2 separate regions of the Mus musculus genome follow, and region 1 is linked to region 2. A link is a loop called in an ENCODE intact Hi-C map of the cell type or tissue named here. Cell type or tissue: left cerebral cortex. All regions are shown on one strand. Links, peaks and the distances in the headings refer to the core of each region. The heading gives the core; the rest is flanking DNA. Region 1 holds the start of H3f3c (H3 histone, family 3C). Region 2 holds the start of Oip5os1 (Opa interacting protein 5, opposite strand 1).

The links. Peaks named below come from ENCODE experiments on the same cell type or tissue, not always from the same donor. Only the 100,000 strongest peaks of a DNase experiment are listed, where the experiment ranks them.
Region 1: it touches region 2 in a loop (2.0-fold over the local background); 4 of 42 quality-filtered maps call a loop at or near these places.

The regions. Positions count from the first base shown.
Region 1 is chr2:119,658,120-119,673,794 of GRCm38, forward strand. It overlaps H3f3c (H3 histone, family 3C), which reads right to left and starts at 8,033. Exons shown (of 1, transcript NM_001370931.1): 1 at 6,997-8,033. The coding sequence starts at 7,917. The coding sequence ends at 7,507. Ndufaf1 (NADH:ubiquinone oxidoreductase complex assembly factor 1) reads right to left here and starts at 4,715. Exons shown (of 5, transcript NM_027175.4): 1 at 4,490-4,715; 2 at 1,883-2,540; 3 at 155-340. The coding sequence starts at 2,464. In left cerebral cortex, for the core only: a CTCF peak has its summit at 7,828 (motif pointing right); no DNase peak of the experiment used is centred there.
Region 2 is chr2:119,584,497-119,600,171 of GRCm38, forward strand. It overlaps Chp1 (calcineurin-like EF hand protein 1), which reads left to right. Exons shown (of 7, transcript NM_019769.3): 6 at 34-156; 7 at 611-2,528. The coding sequence ends at 664. Oip5os1 (Opa interacting protein 5, opposite strand 1) reads left to right here and starts at 9,800. Exons shown (of 3, transcript NR_027832.1): 1 at 9,800-9,938; 2 at 11,763-11,846; 3 at 15,092-15,675. In left cerebral cortex, for the core only: a CTCF peak has its summit at 6,925; a DNase peak (open chromatin) is centred at 6,932.

The DNA.
Region 1 (15,675 bases), core at 6,784-9,283, 75 kb after region 2:
CATTTGTCTTTTAAATCTTCCACCAAGGTCCTCTTACTTCTACTCATTCTGCTTCTATTTTATGTAAGAATTACTAGTATGAAAAAGAAAACTACAATGTAACCATAATTTCAATAGATCCCATTTTCCTAACAGTGAAGAATTGAAATTTTACCTTGACTTCCTGCCAGTAGGGTCCCCCACGGGTGAACATGAAGTAACTGTACATCTGATTTTTTCTCTGGATAAACTCCGTGTCTTGCCTGATATTTACCATCCAAGGCCGTCCATCCCCACGAACTCGGAGATACAGAGTATTGAACTGGGACCAATCATAAGACAGCTTCCTCTCAAAAGCACCCTGAGGTACAGCAAAGCAGGCTGTTCAGTTCATTCCGCACTGTGAGAAAACTTAAGCCATCACCAAGTCAGCAGGGTTGTTTAAGGTTGGGGGAGGAGCACATATGGGTGCCAGAGGACAACTTTTGTTAGTCAGTCTTTCCTTTTTCCTTGTGGGTTCCAAAGATAGAACTAGCATCTTCCGATTTAGCAGTAGTACCTTACCCACTGAGCCATCTTGCCAAGCCAATATGGCATTCTATGTATATTTTGCAAGGTAAACCTGCCCATCATTATTCTAGTACAAACACACTGACATGCGTTCCTAAGGTAATGCTCAAGGCATGATTAAGCTAGGACAGTGTTTCTGTATAATAGCCACTCATCCGCACTTAACATATAGAAATAAGTGTACTTTTCCTCCCTGATTAAGGAACAATGGCTTCTGGGTGGTCTATTTTATGACAAATGTCTTACCCCATCAAAAATCAAGCTCAAGTTTTGTAAATCATGAGGCTGACGAGATGGATCAGTGCTTCTTAGTAAGCATATGGACCGGAGTTCAGATCCCAGCTCCCACAGACAAGCCTAGGTGTGGCTGCATCTACCTGTACTCTAGCCAGAAACCTCACGACTTAAAACAAAAGAAACCACACATTTAAACACTGTGTTCTCAGCACACACCTTAATCCAAGGACTGAAGGCTCTGGGTTTGATCCCCAATGCAGAATAAACATCAAGTGAGGTGGTGAAAACTTGTATAAGGTGGTGGGCAACGGGGGTAGGGGGACACTTAAGCCCAGGAGTTCAAGACTAATTTGGGGAAAACAACTACAAAAATTCCAAACCTGCATAATATATTCCTAGCGTTGGAAAGTGGATAGAGATTTCTCACTGTTAGAGAGGGGAGTTAGAGACGAGAGATGAAAGGCTAGAGTGAGCCACGTGGTACTAGAGTTGAGAACAGTTGTGTGTATGCATAGTACACACATCACAGATGCAGAGAAGTAACAACAGATGTGTTACACAGCCATTAGACATACATGTGCAACTGTTACTCCTAGGTGCACAGTGCCACACGCAGATTCCTACCTATGTACTGGAGACCCAAGCTCGGGCCCTCAAGCTTAAATGGCAGAGACGTTACTCACTGGACCATCTCTGCAACCCACAGCAAAATAATGTCAACTATGAATATAAGTACCAGATGTGGTGGCACACCCCTGTAGCATCAGGAGTTCAAGGTCATCCTCAGCTATAGTTAGCTCAAGGCCAGCCTGAGCTGCATGAGAGACCCTGCCTTAAAACCAAGAATAAAGGCTACAAGGTGACTCTAGTCCAAGCTGGAGATGCCAATCTCCCGGGATACCTTTCAAAGTCCATCTTCTCTGGATTCTCAGATGCACCACTCTTCTCAAACCCAAAGTAATGCCCCCTTTTACACTAAGGCCAAGCAGTTACATACCTCCTTATAAGGCAAAACAGATGTGTTCACTTACAGAAGAGCAAGTGTCAGTTACAGCTCCCGCTACAATCAAAGTCACTGAGAACAGGCCACACCTACCCGTGGAATCCTGGAGATCATGGCACAGTATCCACTTTGTCTACTGTCCCCATCCTGAGGAGGCTCAGAGCTCAGAGTTCCATAAAGCAGGGCACTTCGGTTGTTCTTGCTCATTTTCAAGAATATTTCACTTCTACCTCCAATTGTCTTATCAGAAGTCACTATCCACTTATCCAAATCTTCTTTTTCACGAAACTGCCAGACAACCCTGGCTTGTTCCATTATGACCTCTTGTAATGGGCGGCCGTCTGGGCCTCTCAAATGAGCCACAATTTCATCCTTCAAACGTCTAAAATGTTCTATTGCTTCATCTCTAATTGCTTTATCAAAACTAACTTCAGGTGTCCTGTCAGGAGAAGGTGCATCCAAAGCAACTTCTTTGTGGTCATGTCCTTGTAAGCCCTCTTCAGTCTTTCCCTGCTGGGAGGCTCTGTCAACAGAAGTCACTTTTTTCTGAAGACTACTGGAAGAATAGTCTACACAGTGACTACCCACAAATGGAGGTAATGCAGCCCTTGGCCTCAGGAAATTTTTATGAATGTAAATGCCAGTCAGTAATTTGTGAATGGAAGACATTGCCATCGTAAGAAAAAAGTATTAAAATGTAAAAATTTGCCCGGGCTGAGAAAACAAGCTTCAACAATAAGCCCAATTCCACCTATAACAAAAGAAACACCAATTATCAGCAGAGCAATGAATAAATATATTACAAGTTCAAACTCAACATAGACCATGAATTATGACATTCATATTTTTCCCCAATTTACTCAACAGTGGCTTTATCAGAAGCAGAGTATTAATTGCAAAAAAAAAAAAAAAAGGTAAAGCCGGGCAGTGGTGGCTCAGGCCTTTAATCCCAGCACTTGGGAGGCAGAGGCAGGCAGATTTCTGAGTTCGAGGCCAGCCTGGTCTACAGAGTGAGTTCCAGGACAGCCAGGGCTACACAGAGAAACCCTGCCTTGAAAAACCAAAAAAGAGGGCTGGTGAGATGGCTCAGTGGATAAGAGCACCCAACTGCTCTTCTGAAGGTCCGGAGTTCAAATCCCAGCAATCACACGGTGGCTCACAACCATCTGTAACGAGATCTGACACCTCTTCTGGAGTATCTGAAGACAGCTACCGTGTACTTACATATAATAAATAATAAATATTAAAAAAAAAGAAAAAAGAAAAACCAAAAAAGAAAAGTACCAATATAGTGAAATTTGGTGACACATGCCTGTAACCCTAGCACTTGGAAGACAAAGGCAGGACAATCAGGAGTTTAAAGTCATCTTCAGCTACATAGCGAGTTCAAGGCCACTTGGCCTACAAGAGACCTGTCACTAAACAAAACTGCCATGATGAGAAATGCAGCCTTAGCTTCACAGAGCTGATGATCGACCCCAAATAATTCACGTGTGCCACAAGCTACCTTGAGAGGCTGTGTCAACTTTAAAGCAGATTTTCCTTGTGTTTTTAAAAATTATTTATTTTACCATAAAATATATTTATCATATATTTTACCCGCTGAGCCATCTCTCCAGCCCCCCCACCCCCCCACTGAAAGTATCTTAATGGTTGACTATTCAATGTTGTACGTCCAGGTCCCAGTATGAAGCTCAGTATCCTGAAAACTTATTATTTGTTGAACCAACAGCTTCATAATCCTTTATCTCTGTCACAAGCGTGAGGGTTTACATGCCTATATAATTCCCTCTAACAAGGGGCTTCTTAAACTTTATAGTCCCTTTAAATCATCTGGCAGTTTTGATAAAATGGGCTTCTAATAAAGTAGACACAGGCCTTGAATCAAAGTCTCCTTCCTCAACCTAAGTGTTAAGATTACAGACATTTGTTACCATGCCCAAATATATGCTGTACTTTTTCTTCTTTTTGATAAGGGTCCCATTTGACACAGGTTGGTCTTGAACTCCTGATCCTCCTGCCTCGACTCCCAGGTGATGGCCCATCAGCTCATGGAGAACACTTTTTAAATATCAAAGTCCCGGTAAGATTTGGGTGCACCCTACAAAACCCAGCACTTGGGAAGTAGGGAAACAAGGATCAGGAATTTAAGGTCATCTTCTGAAATGTAGAAAGTTCAAGGGTAAGGTGGACATTATGTGACCCCTTTTCGAAGAAAAAAAAGAAAGCAAAATTATAAAAAGACAAAAAATTTTGATAAGGAAAAGGACTTAAATAAGTAAGAAGGTAAAATGGTGGGATTATAAATAACATTATTTAACCCTGTTTTCCAAACATTCAGACGTCTTATTACTTTTCTAACAATACTACAACTTCGTGTTTTGTTTAATAATTTCTTACAAGAAACTCGGTCAAACTCAGTAACCGGGTGACGTCGGTCCGAAGCTAACTGTGAGTTTTTAATAAGATATTCACACCGCTCCTAGCAGTATGACTGTACTACTGAGTACAGAAACGACTGTTCAACCTAGGGCTTCCCATGTGCCAGCAACTATTCTCCGTGTGTTTTTACTGACTTCTCACGATAATCCTGACCCTGAGACAGGTACTTCTAGTATTATTCCAATTACAAAGACTAAAAAAAAGGAGATTCCACAATTAAATAATTATTCGAGGTCACACACCAGAGACCAAACTCACTCTGAAGACCAGGCGTTCACCTCTCGGCAGGCGCGGGGTTGGTCACGTCCCAGCCTCCTGAAGCTAGGCGCTCCCGAGGAGTGGCAGCCCCTCGACCCTCACCTCACCCGCCAGGACTCTTCCCGACCTCCTCGTCCCTGCAGTTCCCACCTATGAGAAGGTTCCGCTCACCTTCTCAGACCCCACATTCGGCTTCCCCCGAATAGTCCTTCTACTTTTCTCGCCCGGTTCGCCACGCTTCCGGTTGTGGTCCCGCTACTTTTCCTGTCCGACATCAAACTAGGTGTACAGTAAACAAGAGCTTCAGATAGTTCAAGAGTAACGGAAAGTATCCTAAAGCGTAAGACAACCGGAGGCTTCAGGTCCTCAAAATTCCCCAGCGGGGTCGCTTTCTGAAATGTCCTGTCATTTGTGAGCCAGCTCTTCGCTCAGCTTCTTGTACCCCGCCCCCGTATGTAAATACCAATCCTCTTTTAAACAGGATCTCTGCACTGCTATCGCCTCTTCACTTCTAGATGCCTGGCCGCTTGGGCCTCTTCTTCCCTGTAGTCCCTTGAGAACTGTCTGCTGCGTGACTTTAGAAAGCCACTTAACTGCCTTTGGAGAGCCACTGTACACCTAGATAGCTATCAATCCTGGCTTTCCTCAGTCGTGCCCCTATGTAATCCACACAACAGAGCTTGTGCACACTTCGATTAAAATGTTTTCCAACTTGGGGTTCACAACCTGTGTCCCAAGTCAGCCCCAATCACCCATCCTCAGTAGGCCAGTTAAAAGAGCCAAATTAAGAAGTAAAAGTAAGCCTGACATGGTAGTCCATACCTTTATTCCAGCTCTGGGGAAGCAGGGGTATTTGTATCTCTGGGAGTTCCAGGCCATAATTTCCTGGTAGCTATCTAAGTATAGGTATATAGGTATAAAGGTGTGTGTGTGTGTGTGTATGTGTGTGTGTGAGAGAGAGGGCGGGGGGGAGCACCACAGTCCCTCTAATCACGTTCAACTTTCATCCCATAGAAAGGTTGAGGCCCCTCACTCTTCCAATAAAACAGTCTCAGCCTTTTGAGTCTGTCTCTTCGCCTAATTTTTCTTATAAGAACTGTGAAAATCTGTTTCCCAGAGACAATTTGGGGGGTTGGTTGGTTGGTTGGTTTTTGCTTTTTCCTTTTCCTACTTAAGATTCCTTGGGAAGCTCCCATTTCTTTGAGGTTCGTTATTGAAATAATCTGATAGATTGAGAGACACAAAATGTCTCTTTAGAGTATCTTTATTTTTGTTAGGCTGGTTCCTGCACATATGTAAGTGCAACATGTGTACTTTGTTCCCTCGGGGGCCTGAAGGTATCAGAACCTATGAACTTAAAATTGTAGGCACCATGTGAATGCGGAGAACCAAACCCTGAAAGTGTTCTTAATCACGGACCCATCTTTCGAACCCTCATCAGCTGCTTTTTACCTCTACTTGGTGAAGCAGAAAATCAACTTGGGGCTTTGTTGTGGATTCTTGAGAAAAATAGGACCTTTAGTACGTTTCTCTCATCCGTATGCATCGGGTTTTGCTTTCCTGTTTATCTTTGGACTCTTTTGAGCAATTTGGGGTTCTTTTCAATCATTGGTGCAGTTTCTGTTCAGGATTGGTTTTGTTGTTCGGCTTTGTTTGTTGAACAATGTTATCATATTATTGCTAAATAGAGGAACTGTGACCATTGCAGTGGAGAGAGAACTCAATGGTTTAGAGAACCTAACCTTAACTCAGTTAGGTACTACAGAGACAGGGAGATGCAACTCTGCTATTCCTTCGGTGGTAGGCGTCAAGGAGACATGGTTAAGTAGCCTATGTCTTGGGCTTGCTTTTCCCCTGCTGTAACCTGTGTGAAAGGAGCCTGCCAACTCTAGGAAGGAATATGGCTTATTGAGGATGGGTGGCTGGACATGTCTCAGGGCACAAGTTGTGACCCAGAAATTTTAAAAACCTAATATCATTGTATTTTAATTTTTAGGATTGATTGCTTAGGGGAATCATAGAGTGTGTTCAAAAGCTTGAACTCAGGTTATAAGGATTGATGGTAGAGTACCTCCCCCTGCCGCAGCAGTCCTAATGGCTCTGAGTACAGAGGTACGCTTCGCTTATCCTCAAGGAGACCCATGTCTCAGAAGTTTCTCCATTTGTTTGCCTGCTGTGCTTCATGAAAGTTAGCTGACCACTGAAGTCTTTTATAGATTACATGCTATAATCTATACAAGATTACAAGTTAGCTTGAAATACTTAGGGTTTTTTTTTTTGGTTTGTTTTTTTTTTGTTGTTTTTTTTTGTTTTTTTTTTTGTTTTGTTTTGTTTTGTTTTGTTTTGAGACAGGATTTCTCTGTATAGCTCTGGCTGTCCTGGGACTCACTTTGTAGACCAGGCTGGCCTTGAACTCAGAATTCCACCTGCCTCTGCCTCCTGAGTGCTGGGATTAATGGCGTGTGTCACCATGCCCAGCTTGAAATGCTCTTCTTCTTCTTTTTTTAATAGTTTAATGTATTTTAATAGCAAACTTACAGGAACAGCACACAAGACTGACAACATTAAAAACATGTACTTGTATGTAGGACAACTCAGTTAGAAAAGTATAGTGAATGGATGGAATCTACTGTGTGATAAAAATGCTACAAACACCATTTAGTTGCTGTCAATAAGAAATTTACTTATTTTTAAAAAATCCAAATGCTGGCATTGTCCAGAAAATTTTAACAGGTTTATTTATAATTGTTATAAAGTTGAACTCTTGAAATGTGTTCACTGAAACATTTTGCTTCCATTAATGCTTTACATCTTGCATTTATATTAAAAATTCACACACAAATGAACATGGAGAAACGCCAATACCTGATTCTGTCCCCTATGTTTCCACTCGCAATCATATACTTAGGTACCTTTGACCCCATGGAAAAAATATCTAATATTCAGAACTACTGATAACAGGAAGAAGAGGAAAAAAATTTTTTTGAGAATGAAATGTTTCCCCTCATAGTGGACTCTTAAGCACGTTCTCCGCGTATGCGGCGTGCTAGCTGGATATCTTTTGGCATAATTGTTACACGTTTGGCATGGATAGCACACAGATTGGTATCTTCAAAAAGGCCAACCAGATAGGCCTCACTTGCCTCCTGCAAAGCACCAATAGCTGCACTCTGGAAGCGCAGATCTGTTTTGAAGTCCTGAGCAATTTCTCGCACCAGACGCTGAAAGGGGAGCTTGCGGATCAGAAGTTCAGTGGACTTCTGATAGCGTCTGATTTCACGGAGTGCCACAGTGCCAGGCCTGTAACGATGAGGTTTCTTCACCCCTCCAGTAGAGGGCGCACTCTTGCGAGTGGCTTTTGTAGCCAGTTGTTTCCTGGGTGCTTTACCACCGGTGGATTTGCGGGCAGTCTGCTTTGTAAGAGCCATGGTATGGACACCTCCTTACTTACCCCCCCTTCTCCTTCGGCTGGAGCTCGGCAAGGGAGAGGCGGCGCTGGCGTTGGAGAGCGGCGGCGGCGCGGCGAAGGCTGCGAACACAATTCTGAAATGCTCTTCTTAAAGATATCCTTATACCAAATCCCAAGGTCCTAACTGGAGTAACACTTGCTAGAAATATTGACCACAACAAAATCCAGACACAAGTCACTTGAGTCAACAAATAAACATTGATCATTTATGCCACAGCACCTCCAGTAGGATCTGTGTGACAAGTTCTACAGACTGAGGTGACTGACCTCAAAAGGGGAGGCCTCCTGGAACTGGTTGTGGAACTCTTCATCGGAAAAAAATTATTGAGCCATAGTTCCCATGACAATCTATCTGTTTTGTTTTCTCTCATTCCTTGTCTTATTTACATGTTCCTGGTAGCCTAGACCAAGATCTTAAGCAAGAGTAATGAATAAGAAACCATCCTTTGAGATGGGGACACTAACATGACTTTATACCCGGGGAAACCAATGATTTACTTTCATTTACAAAATTATTATGATAGATAAAAACTTCCCCAATGCCAGGCATGGTGGCACACACCTTTAATCCCAGCACTTGGGAGGCAGTGGTAGGTGGATTTCTCAGTTTGAGGCCAGCCTGGTCTACAAAGTGAGTCCAGGACAGCCAGAGCTATACAGAGAAACCCTGTCTTGACACACACCCCCAACCCCCCGGCCAAAAAAAAAAAAAAAAAAGACCAACAGCCAGGCAGTAGTGGAGCATGCCTTTCCTCCCAGCACTTGGGAGGCAGACGCAGGCGGATTTTGGAGTTCGAAGCCAGACTGGACTACAGAATGAGTTCCAGGATAGCCAGGGCTGTATAGAGAACCCCTGGATGTACCTTGTGCTGTAGCTGTAATTGGTAATGTGTAAGAGTCACCCAAGTGATACTGGTTTGAACACATGAAGGGGTCATAAATAGCAGCTGAGGCTTGGCACTGTGAGAGGCCATGAAAGGCCAATGGTAAAGGTGCAGCCTCAGTTGCAGTTCTGAACTGAAGGGTTCATGCAAAGGATTTGAGGCTTGGCAACATGAAGAGAGTCTATGAGAGGCTATTGGTGAAGCCTATCTTCAGCAGAAGATCCAGTGTATTAGAGATTCCAGTACCGTGATCACCAAGAACTGCAGTGGCAGTGGAGTGAATCAACCTGAGCTTAGAGTGCTACAGAGGCAGAGCTGGAGAAGTGATGCCCTTTGAAGGAACCCAGAAGATCATGTGTGGATCCCAGACATTGAAAAAGAAGCTATAACATTGAAGGTGCTTTGGAGACTCAAAGATATTTGAGATGCCAGAGTCATGGACTTCCTGTTGAGGAAAGTTGATGACAGGGAGTGGAACCAACCCAGCTGAAAGAAGTTTGTTGCAATTACCAAAGATGAAAAAGGAGTTGGGGGTGGAGAGATGGCTCAGTGGTTAAGAGCACTGATTGCTCTTTCAGAGGTCCTGAGTTCAATTTCCAGCAACCACATGGTGGCTCATAACCATTGTAATGGGAATTGGATGCCCTCTCCTGGTGTGTCCGAAGACAGCAACAGTGTACTCATATACATGAAATAAATAAATATAAAAGAAAGAAAAAAGAAAAGAAAAGGAGTTGGAGACCTGAAGACGATGCAGAATTTGGACTTTGCCAAGCTGAAGACTTCCTGTCTTGCTTTGGAGATTACAGATGAGTGATTGTATGAATCTCAGAAGAGACTTTGGACCTTTTAAAATGGTTTTTCGAGACAGGGTTTCTCTGTATAGCTCTGGCTGTCCTGGAACTCACTTTGTAGACCAGGCTGGTCTTGAACTCAGAAATCCACCTGCTTCTGCCTCCCGAGTGCTGGGATTAAAGGCATGTGCCACCATGCCTGGCGACTTTGGACTTTTAACATTGTTGAGATTGCTATAGATTATGGAGACTTTTGAAGTTGAACTAAATGTATTTTGCATTATACTATATTTAGGTATGGTCCTCAAAGACTCATATGTTTAAACAAGCCTATGTGGGCCAGTGAGTATAATGTGATGGTTTGTATATGCTCAGTCCAGAGAGTGGCACTATTAGAAGGTGTGGCCCTGTTGGAGTAGGTGTGGCCTTGTTGGAGTAGCTGTGTCACTGTGGGTGTGGGTTTTAAGACCCTTATCCTAGTTGCCTGGAAGCCAGTATTCTGCTAGCACCCTTCAGATGAAGATGTAGAACTCTCAGCTCCACCTGCACCATACCTAAATGCTGCCATGTTCCCACCTTGATGATAATGGACTGCACCTCTGAACCTGTAAACCAGCCCCAATTAAATGTTGTTCTATAAGAGTTGCCTTGTTCATGGTGTCTGTTCACAGCAGTAAGACCCTAACTAAGACAGTGGACTAAAGAGAAAGCTTCAGTCCACCTTAGAGACTCTGTCTCTAGAAGGACTCTGTGGTGGTTTGAATACATTTGGCCCCATACATTTATATGTTTCAATGCTTGGACATATGAATTGGCACTATTAGGAGGTATGGCCTTAAAGGGAGTGTGTCACTGTGTTGGAGGGCTTTGAGGCCTCCCAGTCTCAAACTCTGCCTGATTGTGGAATCAGAGCCATTTTTTAGTTGTTTTTTTTTTTTAAGTTTTATTTATTATTATATCTAGGTACACTGTAGCTGTCTTCAGACACACAAGAAGAGGGCGTCAGATCTCATTACAGGTGGTTGTGAGCCACCATGTGGTTGCTGGGATTTGAACTCACGATCTTCGGAAGAGCAGTCAGTGCTCTTTATTGCTGAGCCATCTCTCCAGCCCCTTGTTTTGGTTTTTCAAGGCAGGGTTTTTCTGTATAGCCCTGACTGTCCTGGAACTCACTCTGAGACTGGCCTTGAATTCAGAAATCTCCTGCCTCTGCCTCCCAAGTGCTGGGATTAAAGGCATGTGCCACCACTGCCCGCCCTAAAAGTTTTGATTTATAAGAGTTGTTTTGTGTTTGCAGCCTTCACCATGCCGCCACTGCTCTCTAACACCAGAGCCGCCTCTGGCTTGCTGTGCTCCAGCCAAAGGAGAAGGGGGTTGGGGGTAAGTAAGGAGGTGTCCATACCATGGCTCTTACAAAGCAGACTGCTTGCAAATCCACTGGTGGTAACGCACCCAGGAAACAACTGGCTACAAAAGCCTCTCAGAAGAATGCGCCCTCTACTGGAGGAGTGAAGAAACCTCATCGTTACAGGCCTGATACCTTGGCACTTGCTATCAAAGTCCACTGAACTTCTGATTTGCAAGATTCCCTTTCAGCGTCTGGTGTGAGAAATTGCTCAGGACTTCAAAACAGATCTGCGCTTCCAGAGTGCAGCTATTGGTGCTTTGCAGGAGGCAAGTGGTTGGCCTTTTTGAAGATACCAATCTGTGTGCTATCCATGCCAAATGTGTAACAATTATGCCAAAAGATATCCAGCTAGCACGCCGCATACGCGGAGAACGTGCTTAAGAGTCCACTATGAGGGGAAACATTTCATTCTCAAAAAAATTTTTTCCCTCTTTTCCGGTTATCAGTAGTTCTGAATGTTAGATATTTTTTCCATGGGGTCAAAGATATCAAAGTATATGCTTGCAAGTAGAAACATAGGGGACAGAATCAGGTATTGGCAGTTTCTCCACGTTCATTTGTGTGTGAATTTTTAATATAAATGCAAGATGTAAAGCATTAATGGAAGCAAAATGTTTCAGTGAACACATTTCAACAGTTCAACATTATAACAATTATAAATAAACCTGTTAAAATTTTCTGGACATGCCAGTATTTGGATTTTTAAAAAATAAGTAAATTTCTTATTGACAGCAACTAAATGGTGTTTGTAGCATTTTTATCACACAGTAGATTCCATCTGTTCACTATACTTTTCTAACTGAATTGTCCTACATACAAGTACATGTTTTAATGTTGTCAGTCTTGTGTGCTGTTCCTGTAAGTTTCCTATTAAAATACATTAAACTAAAAAAAAAAGTTGCTTTGTTCATGGTATCCCTTCACAGCAATGAAACCTTAACTAAGACAGACCCTGTCCCAGAGATGTTTTTGTTTTGTGGTCTATCACAATGCCTCACTGGCTCTAGTTGTCATACAACTTGTTAGGTAAATAAATCAGCCTGGTCTTGAACTCACAGTGATCTTCCCACTCTAGGATTACAGTGATGTATCACTACACCCAGTCTTCACACTGAAAAATCAGAAGACAGCTTAGTGGTACAGTTCTTACCTAACTTGCACGAGATCCTAGTTTCACATTCCAGTACCACACACACACACAAAAAAAACCAATATCAGGACACAGACATTTTCTTTCTGTCTCTCAGTGTCTCCTTCTCTCTGTATTTTTGTGCTTTTTTAAATTTTAATTTGTTTGTTTAAATTGAGACAGAGTCTCTCTATATAGCCCTCTATAGTGAATCTTGAAACTTACTATATAGACCAGGCTGCTGTAGAACTCAGAAATCTGCCTGCCTCTGCCTCCCAAGTGCTTTTCTTAAAAGACAGTTTCCTCTCCAGGTTGAATCCCCAGCCCCAGAGCAGGGGGCAGGAGGCTGGCTTCTCTGCCCTTCTCTTTGGTCTCATGTTATTGTCCATAACTTATGAATGATAAATTTCCATCTTAGACCACAAGGATGAAAACAAACACTAACAAATCAGTGAGAAGTGAAAGGAGTTTGGGGATTTAAGAACTTGTTGGATCAGAGCAGGTGCACCAGTCTGAGATCCCTGTATGGCAGCCATATTTGTAATCCTATCACTGAGGAGATTGGAGGAGGAATAAAAGCATGAATTTCAGGCCAACTTGGGCTACACAATGAGATCCTGCCTCACATAGGAGATGAGAAAAGAGAATCTCAGTTGCCCTATATTGTACAGGTCTGGACTTTCTCATGAAAACCCTTTTCTACAACTCACGACTCAACTACACTGGGATTGTCATCTGCAAAATAATGCTAATCCTAAATAGCATATCCCAGTTTGTGCCACAACTTTGCTAACTTTAAATCAGGAATGTTTTTTGTTTCATTTGTTTGTTTTTGTACGTGATAGGCAAGAACACTAGCACTGAACTATATACTCAGTCCATTTTACACATTGTATCTAGTTACTTTGCAGTGTGTGCATACACACAGGAGTGTGCAGGTTCTGGAGATCAAGGTCAGGAGTCTTGTATCACACTCCACCTTATCACAGTAATTTTGGTAAAATTGACTTGCCAAAGAACCCCTTGGATTTACCTGTTTTTGCTAATGTCTAACACTGGAGTTAGACATTAGCCTGAGCCCATCTTTCTTCCTGACTGCTGTTAGGGAATATTCTACTGAAATATAAGACTTATCAACCTCCCGGGGATACTGCTGTTTGCAGATTTGCTACTACACTGGTTTTTTAAGCATGGAAAGGACAGCAGAATGGCTCAGTGAGTACAGGCAACTGTTCCCAAGCCTAATTCCTGTGACCTCTGATGGTAGAAAGAGAGAACTCATTCCTGAAAGTTGTATTCTTACCCAAGCTATAAGGAAATGTGTTGGAATGAGCTATAGCACTCTAGTATTTCTTTTAGGTACTCTCGAGTGTAATCATTGGGTGGGTTTTCTTCTTTATGTTGCCTATTAATATCAACTTCCCACACACATTTCTCTGAGCTTGTAATCCTTATCTCATCTGTTTTATCTCTGGCCTTAAAAATTGTAATTGTTGTGGAGTTTTCCATGCCAAACCCTTTTAACAAAACAAAAATGACCATCTTGTTTATTTTCAATTAAAAAAATGCAATGGTAAAAACAGGGCTGGGATATAGCTCAGTCATACAGTACTTTTCCTAGCAAAGCCCTCACCAGGAGTGGTGACAAGCCTATAATCTAAGCTCAAGTAGAAGAGGCAGGAGAACAAGAAGTTAAATGTTGGGGCTGGCAAGATGGCTCAGCAAGTAAGACTGCTCTTCTGAAATGTCCTGAGTTCAAATCCCAGCAATCACATGGTGGCTCACAACCACCTGTAATGAGATCTGACACCCTCTACTGGTGCGTCTGAAGTTGGCTACATCGAGCAGACACACACACACACACACACACACACACACACATACTCCTTTTGACCTCTGGAATAGTCTTAAATAAAAACAGTTTTTCACTTTGTTTCTGGTACTCAGTATGAAGATCAGGCTACCTTAAACTCATTGTCTACCTGCTCCCTAAGCCACCATGCCTGAAGTGTTCATTTAAAATTGTGTGTGTGTGTGTGTGTGTGTGTGTGTGTGTGTGTGTATACATGTGTGCCAGAGCTCCTATTTGGAGTTAAGAAAACAACTTTGGGAATCAATTCTCTTCTTCCACTTTGGATGGGATCTAGGGATCAAATTCATATCAGGTTTTCATGGCAAACACCTTTACTCAAGGAGTCATCCTGCTGGTCCTTATTTGGTTTCCAGTAGGTTGTTTGTTCTTTGAGATAGGGTTTCATCTAGCCAAGGATGGTCTTGAAGTTACTATATAGCTGAGGCTGACCTGGAACTCCTGATCTTTCTGCCTCCACTTCCTAAGTGCTAGGATTATCAGTCTGCATCACTTTGCCTGGCTATCCCCAAAGTGCAACAATTATAAGTGACATGTACACAGTGTTGGCTTTTTCAGAAAGTACTCTGGATACCCTTTTATGTAGTGACTCATTTAAAATTTCTAAGAACTCAAAGACTGAGAGGCAGAGGAGCACACTCAATTATCCTCATTTTGCTGATTGGAAACTTTCAACAAGCATTTTGGAAAGCATTCAAGAAGGGATTGAGAGAGAACAGTTATTTCACCAATGTAGACATTGGTTGTTTTTTATAAGGAGTAACTTGTCCATGAATTCTTTGAGGATCCTCTGGAGATGGTTTAATAATCAACAGATTTTACGCAAAGGTAATCTTTAAAGTTCATTGAATATATTATAGCTTTCTTTTCAACAATCCTGTGGTAGATGATACATTTAAAAGGTCCTTACCAGAGGCATCAGACTTAAGGGTGCCTAGAAACTCAGGAGTTTCTGTGGTCCTTTTAGATAATCTTGGCCATGGACTTCATGTGAGAATTTGCTGGGGAGCAGATGTCTAGTATTTTCTGTTAGGTAAAACTCTTCTGGAGTAAAATGGTACCTGGGTCTTATTTAGTTTGTTTCCATCAATGTAATTCTAAACATCTCTTCAAGTAGCTAATAGCAGAGAGTGTTTTCTCTCTATGGATGGTATTATATTAGGTATACATATATATTATATATACACACATTACACACAAATGACTGGGTTTTGCTATGTAGTCTAAGCGACTGTTAATATGTTATTCTTCTGCCTCAGACTGATGAGTTCTTCTGGGGCTGTTACTATTTTGAGGCATGAACATTTGTTATTGCTTTTTTTTTTTCCTTTGGTTTTCTGAGACAAGGTTTCTCTGTGTAGCCCTGGCTGTCTTGGAACTCACTCTGTAGACCAGCTGGCTTTGCCTCCCAAGTGCTGGGATTACAGGCATGTGCCACCACTACCCGGCTATTGTTGCTTTTAATGATGAATATTAAACCTAGAGCCTTACATATGCTTGTAAGCACTACTACTGAGCTATATCCAATACTTTATTTCTTCTTATTCCTCCTCCTCCTTCACCTTCTTCTTCCTCCTCTTGCATTTCAAGACAGGATTTCTACGTACAACAGCTCTTGCTGTTCTGAAACTT
Region 2 (15,675 bases), core at 5,398-7,897:
CGCCAGCCCCCTTCAAGGCTCTTGGTCTTGTAGGTACTGCGAATGATGGTTGGAGTGAATATCTCGGATGAGCAGCTGGGCAGTATTGCGGACAGGACCATCCAGGAGGCTGACCAAGATGGAGATAGTGCCATATCTTTTACAGAATTCGTTAAGGTCTGTCCTTTTGACTTTTTCCTCTTAATCCTTTTTTATTAGCACATTGATTATATATAATGGGTTTCCTTACAACATTCTCATACATGTATATATTTTCATCATCTTCACTCTGTTCCCTCCCACTTGCTGGTTCTCTTATATTTCTAACTCGTCTGACTCTTTCTGTTCATGGCTTTTAGGAGGGGGTGAAGATAAGAGTTTACATTGGTGGTGTTTGCAGGAGCATGAGGGACATATGAGTGGCTACACTACTGAAGGAAATGTCTTTCCCCACAACCATTAGCTCCCGGTGGGTCCTCAGTGATGCTGTGCCCTTATGCGACTCTTCCCTCTATCTTTTGGTTTTATGTTAAATCTACTGCATAGGAGGAGAAGGTTGCCAATTATTTAGAAAGGTTCTCAGAATGGTCATAATCTTAATGATAAATCGCTTTTGTTTTTTCAACCCCAGGTTTTGGAAAAAGTGGATGTAGAACAGAAGATGAGCATCCGATTTCTTCACTAAAGGGCAGAGACCAAATTATTCTTGCTTTCTAGTATTTAAGAACTGAAACTTGTGTCCTCCAGCCCCACCCCATCCTGTCATCCCCTTTTCCCAGAATACTACAGCTCTTGCATGACAACCTGAAGTCTCTCCTGTCCATACAAACTTGCCTTTGGTGTATAAACAGGGCGTTACAGAATGGTACCCTCTGTCTGCTTCTGTTCAGTATCCACCCACCAGGTCCTTAGTTGTCAGTACCATCTTCCCCTGTTAGCTGCTGAGTGCCATGCATCCATCCTGTCTGGGGAAATGAACCAGCCAGCAAAGCTCCCACTGGATGGGGACTATATCCATGCTGCCTTCCATCCCTGCATCGAGCCTCCACCATGTTTCTGTGACCTTGTGTCCTTTTGTCCTTGTGTCTGTTACTTCCTACCTCTCAGTCATCCAACCTTCTCTCCATTCAGTTTTTCAGCTGCCCTCCTGTCGTTGAGATTCCCTGCATTTTACTTGATTCTGGGCTCTGGGCTCTGCTGTTAAGCCTGTTTCTGATGTGGCAGGATAGTTAGTGGTGTGGTGAGTTATAGCTACCTTCTAATGTGTCTCTGGGACGTTGCCTATCCAGGAGCTTTTCAGCAAGCAGTACTGCTCTTGGAAGCATGTGACTCCCTTGGTCCCCTGTATTGCTCTGTTGTCGAAGGGCTTATGAGCAGACATGTTCTTAAAAGGTGGTCATGGTGAGGCTTGTAGAGCCATGTTTCCTAGGTGGCTTCCCAGGTCTCTCTACCTCTGACTTTTTATTTTCAAACATATTTATGTGGCTTTTCTGGGTACAGTGTTGACATTCATTAGAAAATATTCTAATGCCTGCCAGTTTGCTTCTCTTTGGAACATTGTCACCACCCAAGTGGCTCTTCTGACAATGTGGTAGAGGGCCTTCTTGTAGTTTTCTGAACAAGGCTAGGCACCCTGGAGAGCTGGCCACATTTGCTCTACAGCATGGGTCATGCCTCAGTGTTCTGTACACTGGAAGAGTCTTCACATTTCCAAACAGAAAGACTAGTGTTACAGAAGTGCCTGACTTATCTCAGTCCTAAAGAATTAGATTGTCCTCAGTGTCTTAAAGTTTCGCACAAAACTCTGAATGAATTTTATACTTGGCAAATTTTAATGCTGGACGATGTGCAGTCAGTTCATAGTCCTGGTCCAGGCCTTTAGTGTATTGTCTCATGAGCCTCCTGATGGCGTGACCTTCCTAGCTCCCTGTGTATACTACGCAGATCCCATAGAAGCATGGGGCCAAGGATTGGTGGCACCAACTGAGGTGACATTTAGAGGTCTTTGAGTGACCCAGCTCAACTTCTCTGCCAATGTCAGCTTGATTTAGATCTCACTGAATCAGGCTGCTTCTGTCCTGTGTCCCTGTGAATCTGCTCTTGGCTGGCTTTCTCTGATGTCGCTTCCTTGCTTGCTTGCTTCGTTGCTTTGGAAGGCTATCCAAGGTGTGTAAACAATTCTTTAGTAAATAAATTGCTATTAACCCAAACAAACAAAAACACTGCAAAGAGGATGGGTAAAGGTGAGCAACAGGGGAATGGCTGGGATAGATGGCTGGGGCTACATGAACTGGGGATTCTTTACGAAATATCTGTTAGACTTTGTGATCAAATGATGTGATAAAAGAATTGTATAAAGGGAATAATTGTCTGATACTGATCTGTTTGAGAAGTATTGAGAAGCTTCTCAATTTAAATATTTAAACTTTCTAAGCTTATGCCCCCTTGGCTGTGTATAGCAAACTGTTTTTATCCACAGTTGTGCCTTATTGTCCCATTAAAGTTGTATTCCTCAATTCATCAATAAATCAATTGTTGTTAAAACAAAAGAACTTGGTTGAGTTTTACCCGGTGTTTTGTAACAATTTTATGTAACTCAAGTGTCCTAAGTTTGAAATAATGTAGTGTCTCCCTTGCTCAGATTCATGCTTATAATATCAGTTGCAGGTATATGTCACTGCTGCCTGGACCTGTGATATACATTCATCTAGGGGTTCAGTTTGCCAAGAGGTACAGTGTTTCAGCTCTGGCCTCTTCGTATGAATTCTAAGGAAGATCTAATATATTTTCTGTCCTTTTTTTTTTGTGATATAGAGTCTTATCTGCCTAACTGGCTTGGAATTTGCCATATAGATCAGGCCAGCTTCAAAATTGCAACAATCCTTCCACGTTAGCTTTCCAAGTGCTATGCTTACAAATGTGGACTCAAATACCTCCACGGGAGGTGGAGACATAAGGGTCAGGGGCTCAAGCTTGCTACATGCTGAGTTTGAAGCCAGCCTGGACTCCCTGCAGAAGCTGCTCTGACAGAGGACCAGGGTTGGCTTCTCAGCTGGTGAACAACTGCTTTAGAACTGCTCCTTAATTCCAGTGTCACGGGATCTGGCGCCCTCTTCAGGCCTCTGATGGCATGAGACATACACACATGCACCAGGCAAAACATTCACTATTCATACACATAAAATGCCATTTTTAAAAATGGAAACAGTCCAACATTATATACATTCTACTATCGAGCAACAAATCTCAGTTCACTCCCTCTACAGATCTTACAACACATCTAAAAAAGGGCTTAAAGTCCATTGTGGTGGAGTTAGTTGGTGATTCTAGCACTTAGAAGACAGAGACAGGAGACTCAGGAATTCAAGGCCATTCTCCAAGTTTGAGGCTAGTTTATTCTACAGGAGACCCTGTTTCAAAAACTGGGGTTTGAAATTGGCTTAGCAGTTAACATACTGCTTTTACAGAGAGGATCAGAGTTCTGTTCTCAGCATACATACTGATTGGCTCATGATGGCTGGCTCCAGTTCAAGAGGAATCCAGTGTTCTGGCCTCTGCTCACATGAACACTCAGATTAACACTCTTTACACACACACAAACCTGTGCAATTAAAAATAAAGTCTAAATCCAGGAGTGGTGGTGCACGCTTTTAACCCCAGCACTTGGGAGGCAGAGGCAGGTGGATTTCTGAGTTCAAGGCCAGCCTGGTTTACAGAGTGAGTTCCAGGACAGCCAGGGCTACACAGAGAAACCCTGTCTTGAAAAAACAAAAATAAAATAAAAAAATAAATAGATAAAGTCTAAAAAATTTCAAGATTAGCCAGGCAATGGGGCATACCTTTAATCCCAGCATTCAGGAGGCAGAGGTAGGAAGATCTCTGAATTTGAGGCCAGCCTGATCTTCAGAGTAAGTTCAGGACAGCCAGGGCTACACAGAGAAACCCTGCCTTGGAAAAACAAAAAAACATTCAAGGTCTAAATTGGGTTGGTGCTTATAGGCAATAATTCCAATGAAAATCTACATTTTCCTGGAGATACTAAAAAAAGAAATTTAATGTTATTTTATATTATTCAGACTGAATCATACCTGAATTGGGCTCTGTGATTCCTGTCTGATTTTTTGTATGACCTTGAAATCAGAAATTTTGTTGGTACAAAAGCTTCTGAGAGTGTGCACTGTGTGTGTGTGTGTGTGTGTGTGTGTGTGTGTATGTGTGTGTGTGCCCTTGTGTCAGGATGCTGGATTCCATATGTATGTACATACGTACATATGTATGGTTTTATTTATTTCTCAAGACAGAAGTTTCTCTGCATAGCCCTAGCTGTGTTGGAACTTACTCTATAGATCAGACTGTCCTCAAACTCAGACATCCCCTGCCTCAGACCCCCTACTGCTGGGATTAAAGGCATCTGCTACCATCAGCTACCTAGATAGCTTGTTTCCTCTCTTTCTCCTTCCTTCTTCCTTCCTTCCCTTCTCTTCCTTCCTTCCTTCCTTCCTTCCTTCCTTCCTTTCTTCCTTCCTTCCTTCTTCTTTCTCCTTCCTTCCTTCTCTCTCTCTCTTTCTTTCTTTCTTTCTTTCTTTCTTTCTTTCTTTCTTTCTTTCTTTCTTTCTTTCTTTCTTCCTTCCTTCCTTCCTTCCTTCCTTCCTTTCTTTCCTTCTTTCCTTTCTCTCTTTCTTTCTCTTTCTTTCTTTCTTTCTTTCTTTCTTTCTTTCTTTCTTTCTTTCTTTCTTTCTTTCTTTCTTTCTTTCTTCCTTCCTTCCTTCCTTCCTTCCTTCCTTCCTTCTCCCTCCCCTCCCCCTCCCCTTCTCCTTCTTCCCCTTCCCCCTTCTTTCCCTTACCCTCCTTCCCTTTCCCCTTTCCCTTCCTCTTTCTTTCTTTCTTTCTTTCTTTCTTTCTTTCTTTCTTTCTTTCTTTCTTTCTTTCCTCTTCTTTCTTTCTTTCTTTCTTTCTTTCTCCTTTCCTCTTTCTTTCCTTTCTCTCTCTCTTTCTTTCTTTCTTTCTTTCTTTCTTTGCTTTCTCTCTCTCTCTCTTTCTCTTTCTTTCTTTCTTAATCAAAGTCTCATTGTGTACTCATTGAGTTGGCATGGAACTCAAGATATAGAACAAGCTAGCCATGAACTCAGAACCTGCCTCTGCCTCTGCCTCTGGAGTGAAGGTGTGTGCCACTGATCCTGGCTGTGGTGCTCAGTTTCTTGAGGGAAAGAGTTCTCTTCTCTGCCAACAGTGAAAGAACAAATTTCTAGCTGCTATCAAAATATGTCTTGTAGGATGTCATTTAGAAGAATGGCCATGGGAACTCTCATTATTTGAACTAATTTTCTCAAAATTGAATTGATTTCAAAGAATAAGTGTGCTGTTTGAAGTGTTTCGTGTGCTGCATTTTTGGTGGCGTGGGAGCTGAAGCAGCCTGTTATGGGGATTTGCAGAGATGACTGTTCTATGAATGCATTTGTACCCTGTCACCTCTGTAATCACCAAGAAGTCAGAAGTGGAGAAGAAGGGTGCTGTGCCCATCTTAGCTCCTACTCTCAGGAGTAGGGGCTTCCAGGGAATGAAGAAAGTGCAGACAGGATGATATACATGAACATGTACACTAAAGCTATGATAAGGTAGGGTTCTGCCATGGCTATCTCTGCAACCTGGAACCTTGGTGTGTTGGGACAGCACAGCCACAACCTGGCTTCTGAAGGAGGCCTCTGTAATCAGCAATTTCAGATTTAAAGACCATAAACATCTGGGAGGAGGAAGCCCATGGACACTTGTTTTCAGGTTCAAGGGCAAAGGGGCAGAGAGAATTGAGGTAGAATTGAGGAAGGAAGGAGAAAGAAGAAGGAAGGAAGGAAGAAAGGAAGGAAGGAAGGAAGGAAGGAAGGAAGAGAAGGGAAGGAAGGAAGAAGGAAGGAGAAAGAGAGGAAATGAAATGGTTTGAGATGCTGTGGGAAGCAATTTGATGAGTACTGAGAAGCTGATGAAGAACTGAATATGTTACATCAGTCTTTCGCATATTGCAAGGCCTATTTATTTGATCTTTCTAAAGATTAATTTGCTTTATATGTACTAGTGTTTCCTATGTGTATGTATATACAATATGCACTGTATGCATGTTTGGTGCCAGTGGAGGTCAGAAGAATGTTGGATCTCCTGGACATTGAGTCATGGATGGTTGTGAACTACTATATGGGTGCTAGGAACTGAACCCAGGTCCTCTGTAAGAGCAGCAAGTGTTCATAACCTCTGAGCTATCTCTCCAGCCCTGTAGAAACCATCAGACTGTTACCGCAAGAAAACCTTCTGATGTTAATCTTGTGTCCTAGTTCAATTAACAGTTGATGTGGTGCTAAGCACCTATCAGATCTTATTTGGGGAAGGAAATGGCTTATTTCAACTTACAGGTTTCACCCCATCATCGAGAGAAGTCAGAGCAGGAACTTAAACAGAGACCACAGAGAACACTGCTTGGCTTCTCTTGCCATCTTGCTTTCTTACACAGCACAGATCCACCCATCCAGTCAAGACACCATACACAATGAGCCGGGCCCTCCCACATCAGTCATTAATAAAGGTAATGTCCCTACAGACATGTGCACAAGCCAACCTGATGGAGGCAATTCTTCACTCGAGGTTACCTCATCCCAGGTAACTCTAGATGTGTCAAGTTGACAGAACTAACCAGCGCATTTCAAAATTAATTTTAAAATAGAAAATAAATAGGGCTGAGGACACAGCTTGGTAGATAGAATGCTTGCTTAACATGCAGAGTTCTAGGTTCCAGACCCAACACTGTATGAAGCCAGGTATGCTGGCACACGTCTCAGCATGGGAGATGAAGGCAGGGGCATCAGCACTTCATGATCGTCTTTTAAAATTTATTTCTTTTTATGTGTGTGAGTGAGTGCCTGCATGTACATTTGTCTACCATGTGCATGCAATGTCTGTGGTGGCCAGAAGAGGCTCCTGTCCTCTGGAACAGTAGTTCCAGATGGTTTTGAGCCAGCACTTAGCTGCTGGGAAATGAGATGTCCTCTGTAAGAACAGACAGTACGCTTAACCATTGAGTCATCTCTAGCCCTTCCAGGTTGGCTTTGCTACAGAAGATCCAGTCTTCAAAAAAAGTGATTAAACAAAAGTAGGTATGTATCAGATCAATGGCCTGGACACAGTGTTACTGATATTATTTGTAAGGTTAAAATGAAAGAAAATCAGTTGGATTATAGTTGAATACCATATACAAAAAAATGTAGAAAACCAGAGTTAACAGTACTGGGGAAATCAATTTCAAGATTTACTTACAGCCTGGCGGTGGTGGCACATGTCTTTAAGCCTAGCACTTGGAAGGAAGAGGCAGGCAGATCTCTGTGAGTTGGAGGCCAGCCTGGTCTACAATGCAAGTTCTAAGACAGTTAGGGCTACACAGAGAAACTCTTTTTTTTTTTTCTTTAAGATTTATTTATTTATTTTATGTATACAAGTACACTATCCCTGTCTTCAGACACACCAGAAGAGGGCATTGAGTCCCATTACAGATGTTTGTGAGTCACAATGTGATTGCTGGGAATTGAACTCAGGACCTCTGAAAGAGCAGTCAGTGCTCTTAACCACCAAGCCATCTCTCCAGCTTGAGAAACCCTGTCTTAAAAAAACAAAACAAAAAAGTTATACTTAGTACAGTGCTACAATAATTAAGACTGTGTGGTATTCTTCAGCCTCAATTTTGGGTGTGGGGTGATGAGGGGACATGGTTTGTTTATATGGTCTCAGCTATTCTGGAATGCCACTCTGTTGACCAGGATGGCCTCAAACTCATAGAAATCTGCTTGCCTCTGCCTCCTGAGTGCTGGTTTAAAGGTGTGCACCACCACTACCCCAGCCCCAATTCTTAAAAGTAAAAATTTTCAAGAAAAATAAAAACTATAAACTTAACCAAATGAGTTGGGATTGAGGTGGCCAAGGTGGGAGGATTGCTAGAAGCTTGAAGTACGTGCTAGAGATGGCCCAGCAGTTAGAGTCCTTCTTGCTCATGTAGGGACCCACCCAGGCATGAGTCTTAGCCCTGCCATGGTGACTCACAATGATCCCTGACTCCAGATCCTTGGGATCTGATACCTCCTCAGGCACTAAGCAAGTGTGTGGTACATGTACATGCATAATCACAGGCAAAATAATTTACATAAATTTAATCTAAAAATATATCAAATCAAAATACATGAAAAAAATGGATATGGGTGTATTAAACAGATATAGCTCTGATAAGTGCTTGTCTAATATGCATGCAGTCTGAGTTTTCACTACATGTGAGCACACACACATACACCTCAGGCAGGAGAATTCCTCACCTATACCCCATATAAATAGGAAAGACATAGCACCATGGTTTGATGGTAACAGCCCTGCAGTGTCACCTGAACCCCTGCTTAAGTGAGTTGAGGAGGGACAAGACTGTTTCTGCTGGTTCTTTGGGCAGCCCTTCGGCTTAGCCCAGGCCTCATTGCTTGATATCGCTCCTTTGGATTACTGTTGTCTGTGCATCTGTCTGTCCCTACTCAGTCCTGCACCTCACCATATTCCTCCGTTGACACTCACCTGGACCCCTCAGCTAGCTTCAATACTCTGTGTCTTTCTAAATGAGTTCATCAATATCTAACTGTGGTGACTTTTCCCATTTATATCAGCTCTGTCTGGATGTAGTAAAACCTCACTGAACACAGAGGTTTGTGTAATCCTTTGCAGGCCTTCTGTAGTCTAAGTATATACAGATATACAGTGTGCCTATTCATACACAGAGACATACGGTGCAGTGATGTGTGATCTGATAGTAGCTAACACTCAAAGAACCTGTCTTTGGATGGAGGACATTGTTGCTCACTTGAGATTCAGGACATAACCAGTGTGGTAATTCTGTTACATTGCAATTTGAGGCCAGCCTGGGATACACAAGGTCTCTGTCACCAGCCCAGCTATAAAGGGAAATCAAGGCTGATGGCCAGTTGCAGCCAATAAATCAATGTAGCTTGTGAATTTATTATTATTCAATAGGTTCTAACATTCTAATAATAATAACGAATAATGTAATTATTATTATTATTATTATTTTATTAGCCAATAGATTCAATAGACAACTGTGTTTTGTCTTTGTATGGCATAGCATCCTTATCACAGAGGGAAGCATAGAAATTTGGATTTAATAAATGGCCTAGTGATAACCCCGTCATTTAGGAAGCACTGCTTATCCAGAAGAACGTGTGTCATCACCTGGAAGAGTCACACTATTGCCTTCACTACCTCTCCTGGAAATACCGCTAAAGGATCTCTAAATCCTACAACTGGAACAAACAACAAATGCAGTTTAACATTTTCTCAGGCAGCGGGCAGGCCCTTTTAAGGTGAGGAAAACTACGCTACTGTATTGACCTTTAAACAGCAGGCAACATTCTCTCAAGTGGGTCAAAGTCAGAAGAACTGACACCATGAAATTGTTCCTCTGGGTGTAGTGTTAGTCCGGGTATAAAAATCCTTTAGCCAAGAGAGGAATTACTAGTAACAGTATATTTTTACAGTAACGATAATTTAAAATAGTCATTTGGCCTTGTAGTGCTATCTTACTAAAAAGTGAGACTGCCTCCGTGCGGAATGTTTTTCCTCAAGTGAATTACAACAACCCTTTTCCTCCTTAACTTCAACTGGAGCACTAAGCTCCAACAACAAAAAATAGAACCAGAGAGAGGGATTGATTGAAGTACTTCCCAGCCAATCCGCGATGGAAAAAGAGCGCGCGAGCAAGGTGCTGTCCAATCATCACTCGGAGGCGGGGCGGAGCCTTTCGCGCCTCCGCCCCTGGGTTGGCGGACAGGGGAAGGAGCGAAGATGGCGGAGTGAGGCGTGCCCCGGGCAGCTGGCCTGCGGGCCCGGGGCAGGCCTCCCGTGAGAAGCGGAGTACTTGTGCTGGACCGTGTGAGGTGAGCTGAGAAGTCCGTCTGTCTATCGGGAGACGAGCAGCCGGTGGGGCGGCACAACTCGGGACGGGGTAGCGGCGAGCCTAATGAGGGAGCCGGCGAGGCCTGGGCCTGACAGGGCTTTGCATTCGCAGCCGCGTCCGGTCGGCTCCGCCGCCTCCGGGTATGTGGCCGCGTCCTTCCCTTACCAGCGCTCCACGCCCTTCCTTGCGCCCTTCGCTTTGGCCGCTGCGTGCTTTGCCCTGGTTCTCTGAGTTGCACGTACGCCGGCCGTATCGGGAAGCCGCTGTGTGCACCTCCCTTTTATTTTTCTAAGACTATCTCTGTATTGTTTGACCCTTTACCGAAGGCGTCACCGGTTGAGGTTGACAGGCCTGTTGCAGCTCTGGGCATTTTGTGTCCCTGGCGCGTTGACCTTGAGATTTGCTGTAAGAGGCTCCCTCTGGTATTTTCATTTGAGTATGTGTATTACAGATAGACTCTTGCAGCCTTTACCTCATACTCGCCCCTGCCAAACTTTTATGACCGTAGTAAGCAGCTTTGTCCTTGGACGTCCTGATAATGCCCTTATGGCGCATTAGTTTCGGCAAACGGGTCTCAGTGGAATTCACCTATGTTGATTTCTTACCCAGGATCAAGGGAAACGGCTTACGATGCTTTTCTTTTCGTTTTTTTAGAACTATAGTTCTGGAAGTACTGCTGGAATCTCATTTGTGTAGTTGGTGTACACTGGTGACAGTGTAGTACTAACAAGATATTTATATTTGATTCTTATTTAATTTTATCTCTTTGTAATTGGGAGCCCCCTTACTTTTATTGGTATTCAGCTAAATTCTCGGAAAGTCTTTGCTTCTGAATTCTGGATCGGGGAGACATTTGCTGCGTGTGTTGGTGCTCAGGGCCAGAAATTTACATCTATCAAAACCTTGTTTCAGAAATAAACTGGCATATTAGTGAGAGCCAGTTCAAATGGAAAAATCATAATGTGAGTGAATGTTTGTGATAGATTATATGGTTTTTGTTAGCCCTAGACTTAGCAGAGCTGAAGCAGGAAGCACTTGCTTAGGGGGTGAAAAAAAAACCAAAAAACAAAACCCCTCCCCTTTAGCACAAGTAGTTTTTCTTTTTAATATGATCCACAAGTAGAAAAAAATAGGTATGAGCCAGAGGAAGGGAATATAACATCCTTCCTCATCTTAAAAAAGAGAAAGTCGTTTGCTTTCCACTAAAAGACAGCTCTACATTACGGGAGGTTTTCTGCGGAGTTACAGTTTCTCGCCCCTCCAGAGAGACTACAGTATCATATACAGTATCATAAACTCAGAGTTGCATAAAGCTTCAGAACTTCTCCAAAAATGTTATTGTTTAAACACTAATTCCACTAGAGGTGTACAGAAAGTGACATTATGATTATTCCTTTAGAATACTTATGAGAGTGAATTTTTTTAGAATAGATTGGTTGGAATATCTTTGTATACTTAATACCTGTAGTATCAGTAAAGGATATGTAGATCCTTGCTTTGGTTTGAATGAAGATGCCCCCATAGGCTCGTATGTTTGAATACTTGGGCCACAGTAGGTGGAACTTTTTGGAAAGAATTAGGAGGTCTAGGCTTGTTAAAGGTGTGTTTCACTGGCGTCAGGCTTTGAGGGTTCAAAGACTCAGAGCCAGCCCTGCTAGGTCTCCCTCTGCCTCCTGCTTGCTGTTAGAGATGTGAGTGTAAAAAAATGTTTTCTTTTTTTTAAGAATTACCTTGGACATAGTGTTTTATCACAGTGATAAAAAAGAAGCCAAGACACTTATCTTTATGTTCTTTTTATTTTTAGGAACCATATCACACAAGATGAATATTTTCCTGACCTTAGGTGCTTTTATATTCAGCTCAACATTCTGAACTCAGGACTTGGCACGTAAGTAGATAGAGATAATCATCCCAAGTCCTGTTGTAGCGGCTTGAAAGGCTCCATAGAAGCGACATACTAAACTGTTAAGAGCAACAGAAGATGAAGATAAAAATGAGTACAAGCCAGCTACCATGGCTCACCTTTATGCCCAGCTCTTGGGACCTGGGGAACTGAGGTGAGGATTGAGAGTTTGAAGCTAATCTGGGCTATTCTGGGTAGCAAGACATTTGTGTTAATAAATAAAACCCACAAGACCTAGTTATTGAGAATTATTATCTATATGTGCACATGTGTATACACACACACACCTGGCTTCTATTTTGTTTTTTAACCAAAGCAGTTACAGTGTGTCAGATGATAAATCACTCAACCAATAACTTTCACTGTGTACAGAAAACATGCAGATTTAATTAAATTGAATATAAACTGATTAAAAAATAAATGTTGCTAAGCATTAACTTTGTGTGCATGCATGAGCATATGTGTTAGAGTGTGCTCTGGAGGCCGGAAGTCGATGCCAGTTGCCTTCCTCATGTGCTCCTCACCTTATTTTGTGAGAAGGTTGTGTTACTAAATCTGGAGCTAACCAGTTTTGGCTAGACTGGCAAATTAGTCAGCCCTGCCATCTGCTGCTTGCCAGCACAGGGCTTATGTGCAATCGTTGTTGAAGCTTTTTAACATTAGGAACTGGGATGCAAACTTATTTGAACACCAAGCACTCTATGTTTGGTGCATGCAAGGAGATGGCCCCCATAGACTCAGAGAGAGTGACACTATTGGAGGTGTCGCCTTGTTGGAGGACGTGAGTCATTGTGGAGGCCAGTTCTGAGGTTTCCTGTGCTCCATCGAGGCCTAGATGACAGTCTCCTACTGCTGCCTGTGGATCCAGATGTAGAAGTCTCGACTTCTTCTCCAGCACCATGTCTGCCATGCTTCTTTTCATGACAATAATGGACAACCTCTGAACTATGTAATCCGGCCAACCCCAGTTAATATTTTCCTTTATAAGTGTTGCCATGGTCATGGTGTCTCTTCACAGCATAGAAACGCTAAGACAAGCCAGGCGTGGTGGTCCACGCCTTTAATCCCAGCACTTGGGAGGCAGAGGCAGGCAGATTTCTGAGTTCGAGGCCAGCCTGATCTACAGGGTGAGTTCCAGGACAGCCAGGGCAACACAGAGAAACCCTGTCTCGAAAAAAACCAAAAAAAAAAAAAAAAAAATCGAAGAAAAAAAGAAATGTTAAGACAGTAAGCCATATTCTCAGCTCTCACTTCAGTTCTGTTATTTTTATTTTGATAAAGGATCAAAACCAGGACCTCAGTGGAGAGAGGCAGGCGGATCTCTGTGAGTTGAAAGCCAGTCTGCTTCATATTTAGAGTTGGAGAGGACTATCCAGTGAGACACTGTCTCAAAAAACAAAGCAACCTCTCCTCAAAAACAAAACAAAAATCCAAGAAAATAAACCTTAGGATGTTGCATGCTGGGCATCATCAGCCCCAGTTTTCAGTTGTTTGTTTTATATAATATTTATATGTTTTATGCATTTGAATGTTTTGCCTGTGTGTATGTATACCACATGTATGCCTGGTGCCCATGGAAATCAGAAGAGAGTGTTGGAACCACAGAAGGCTGTGAGATGTCATGTGGGTGCCAAGAACTGAACCTGGCTCCCTGCAATAGCAACCAGTGCTCTTAACCACTGAGGCTTCTCTCCAGGTCCTACTGTGGGTTTTGTTGGCTAGTTGGTGAGTTGTATTATGATGGAGTCTCTCTGTGTTAGCCAGCGTAGCCTTGAATTCCCAGTTCTACTTCAGCCTTTCAATTACTGCCATTAGAAGCATATGTCTACATACTCAGTTTTGATTACTAAAAATATTTGTATTTTAATTATTAATTTGTTTTCCTTTCCTTAATGTAGTAGCAGGAGTGAAACCCAGGGTTTCATAAAATGTTGGACAGATAAACAGCATTGTATATGCTTTCTTTTTAGTTTTAAGATATATTTATTTTATTTTAATTAATTATCTTTTTTTTTCTTTTTGAAACATAGTTTCACTCTGTACCCTAAGCTGTCCTGAGATCAAGGTCTCTACCTCTTAACACCTCTCAAGTTGCTAGGATTACATATATGATCAATATCTGTTTGTTTGGAATTTTGTTATTGTTGTTATATCTTTGAGATGGGGATTTTACTCCTTAATTATGTTTGCAACTTTATATTGATCAGGCTGGTCTTGAACTCACAGAGATCCCTCTGCCTCTGCCTTTGTCTCCCAAGTGCTAGAATTAAAAGCAAGTGCCACCGTTCCCTTCTGCACCTGTCCTTTCCTAAGTGACAAGCACCTATCAGCACCAAGTTTCACGGCCTTTGTATTACTTTCCCTAGGCTTTATATAACTACCCATACCCTGTGGTGCTGGGGACCACACCCAGCACCTTGCACATGCTAGGACCACCGAGGTACATCTCCATCAAACTGTATGGTTTACAACAAATTTGTTGTCTCGGAGTTCTAAAGGTTGGTGCCCCAAATGAAGGCAGCCTTGGGGTCATCCTCAATCATTTCCCAGGCCTCTGAAGGGCGTTGACTTGTAGCACATAGCTATGTTCACACTGATTTCTGTCTGTTCTCCCTACCCCATACCTTTTGTGGGTCTGTTTTTATTCTTTAATATGTGTTCTCAATATGTTGTCCAGAGAGTTTTTTATAAGCTACATTTATTCCTTTATGTGTGTGTGTTTGTATGTACTCATCTACACATATATAGAGAAGGAGGCTTCTCTTTTTCTAGTCCTAGGATTATATAGGCATATGCCAAAACTTTTTTTTGGTTTACCTCATGTTTATGAATTTTCCCCTACATATGTGTGTGCCCTGTGTTATGATCTGTCATATGTGTGACTGCTTGGAACTGAACTAGTGTCCTCTGACAGCGTAAGTGAGCCATCTCTCTAGCCCCACAGTTTCTATTTGAGGGATAGAAAAGATTCCATTTGTTTGTGTTAAAGTCTCACTACGGGAAGAGTCATCCTGGCTTTCAACGCTGTAATTTTTATGCTCCAGCCTTAGTACTACAGGCTAAACTGTTTGTGTGCACACACATGTATGTGTGTTTGTTTGTTTATTTATTTTAAATAAAAAACCTTGATTCTCAGGAGCCGTATGCTATGTGTATGTTTTAAATACTGATTTTACAAGTAAGTTTACATAGAGGTGCCATCCTATTTTCCATTTGATTTGTATTTCCAGGAATTCCTATGTGGACTGCTCAGTGAGGCGTCCTGGTTCTTCCATCCTGTTACTTTCCCCAGTGAGATGCAGATGTCTTTCGACAGATTACCTCCATGGTTTAGGATGCAGAGACTGCCTTTCTTTTACGTCAGACTCAACACAGGAAAGCCGTGAGGATGCAGCCGTCCTGTTGACTTCAGCAAGAAAACAAACCATGGACTTGGGTCTTCTGCAGCTTTTGAATTGGAAAGACGGTGTTTGCAAGTAGAAGGAAGATGCTGAATTTGAAACAAGTGCTTAGGTTCTGTGGCGTGAGTTGTTTTCTTTTTAAAAGATCCAAACAAGAAGACTGAACAAATACCAAGTGTGGGTGACTTCAGGTTTTTTTTTTAATGTCTTCCAATTTTAACACTATTATAAGCACAGTTGACCGCAGTAAGTTCCAAATATTTAATATAATTTGAAGTGAAAGAAATGTTATCTAAATTCTGGCTCACTCTTTGACAGTTTTCCTGGACAAAAACAAGATACGATAAAAGCAGAAACCAGGTTTGATTTTGTATGGGAGTGAAATCATTACAGTTTTATGGGTATAAATCTAC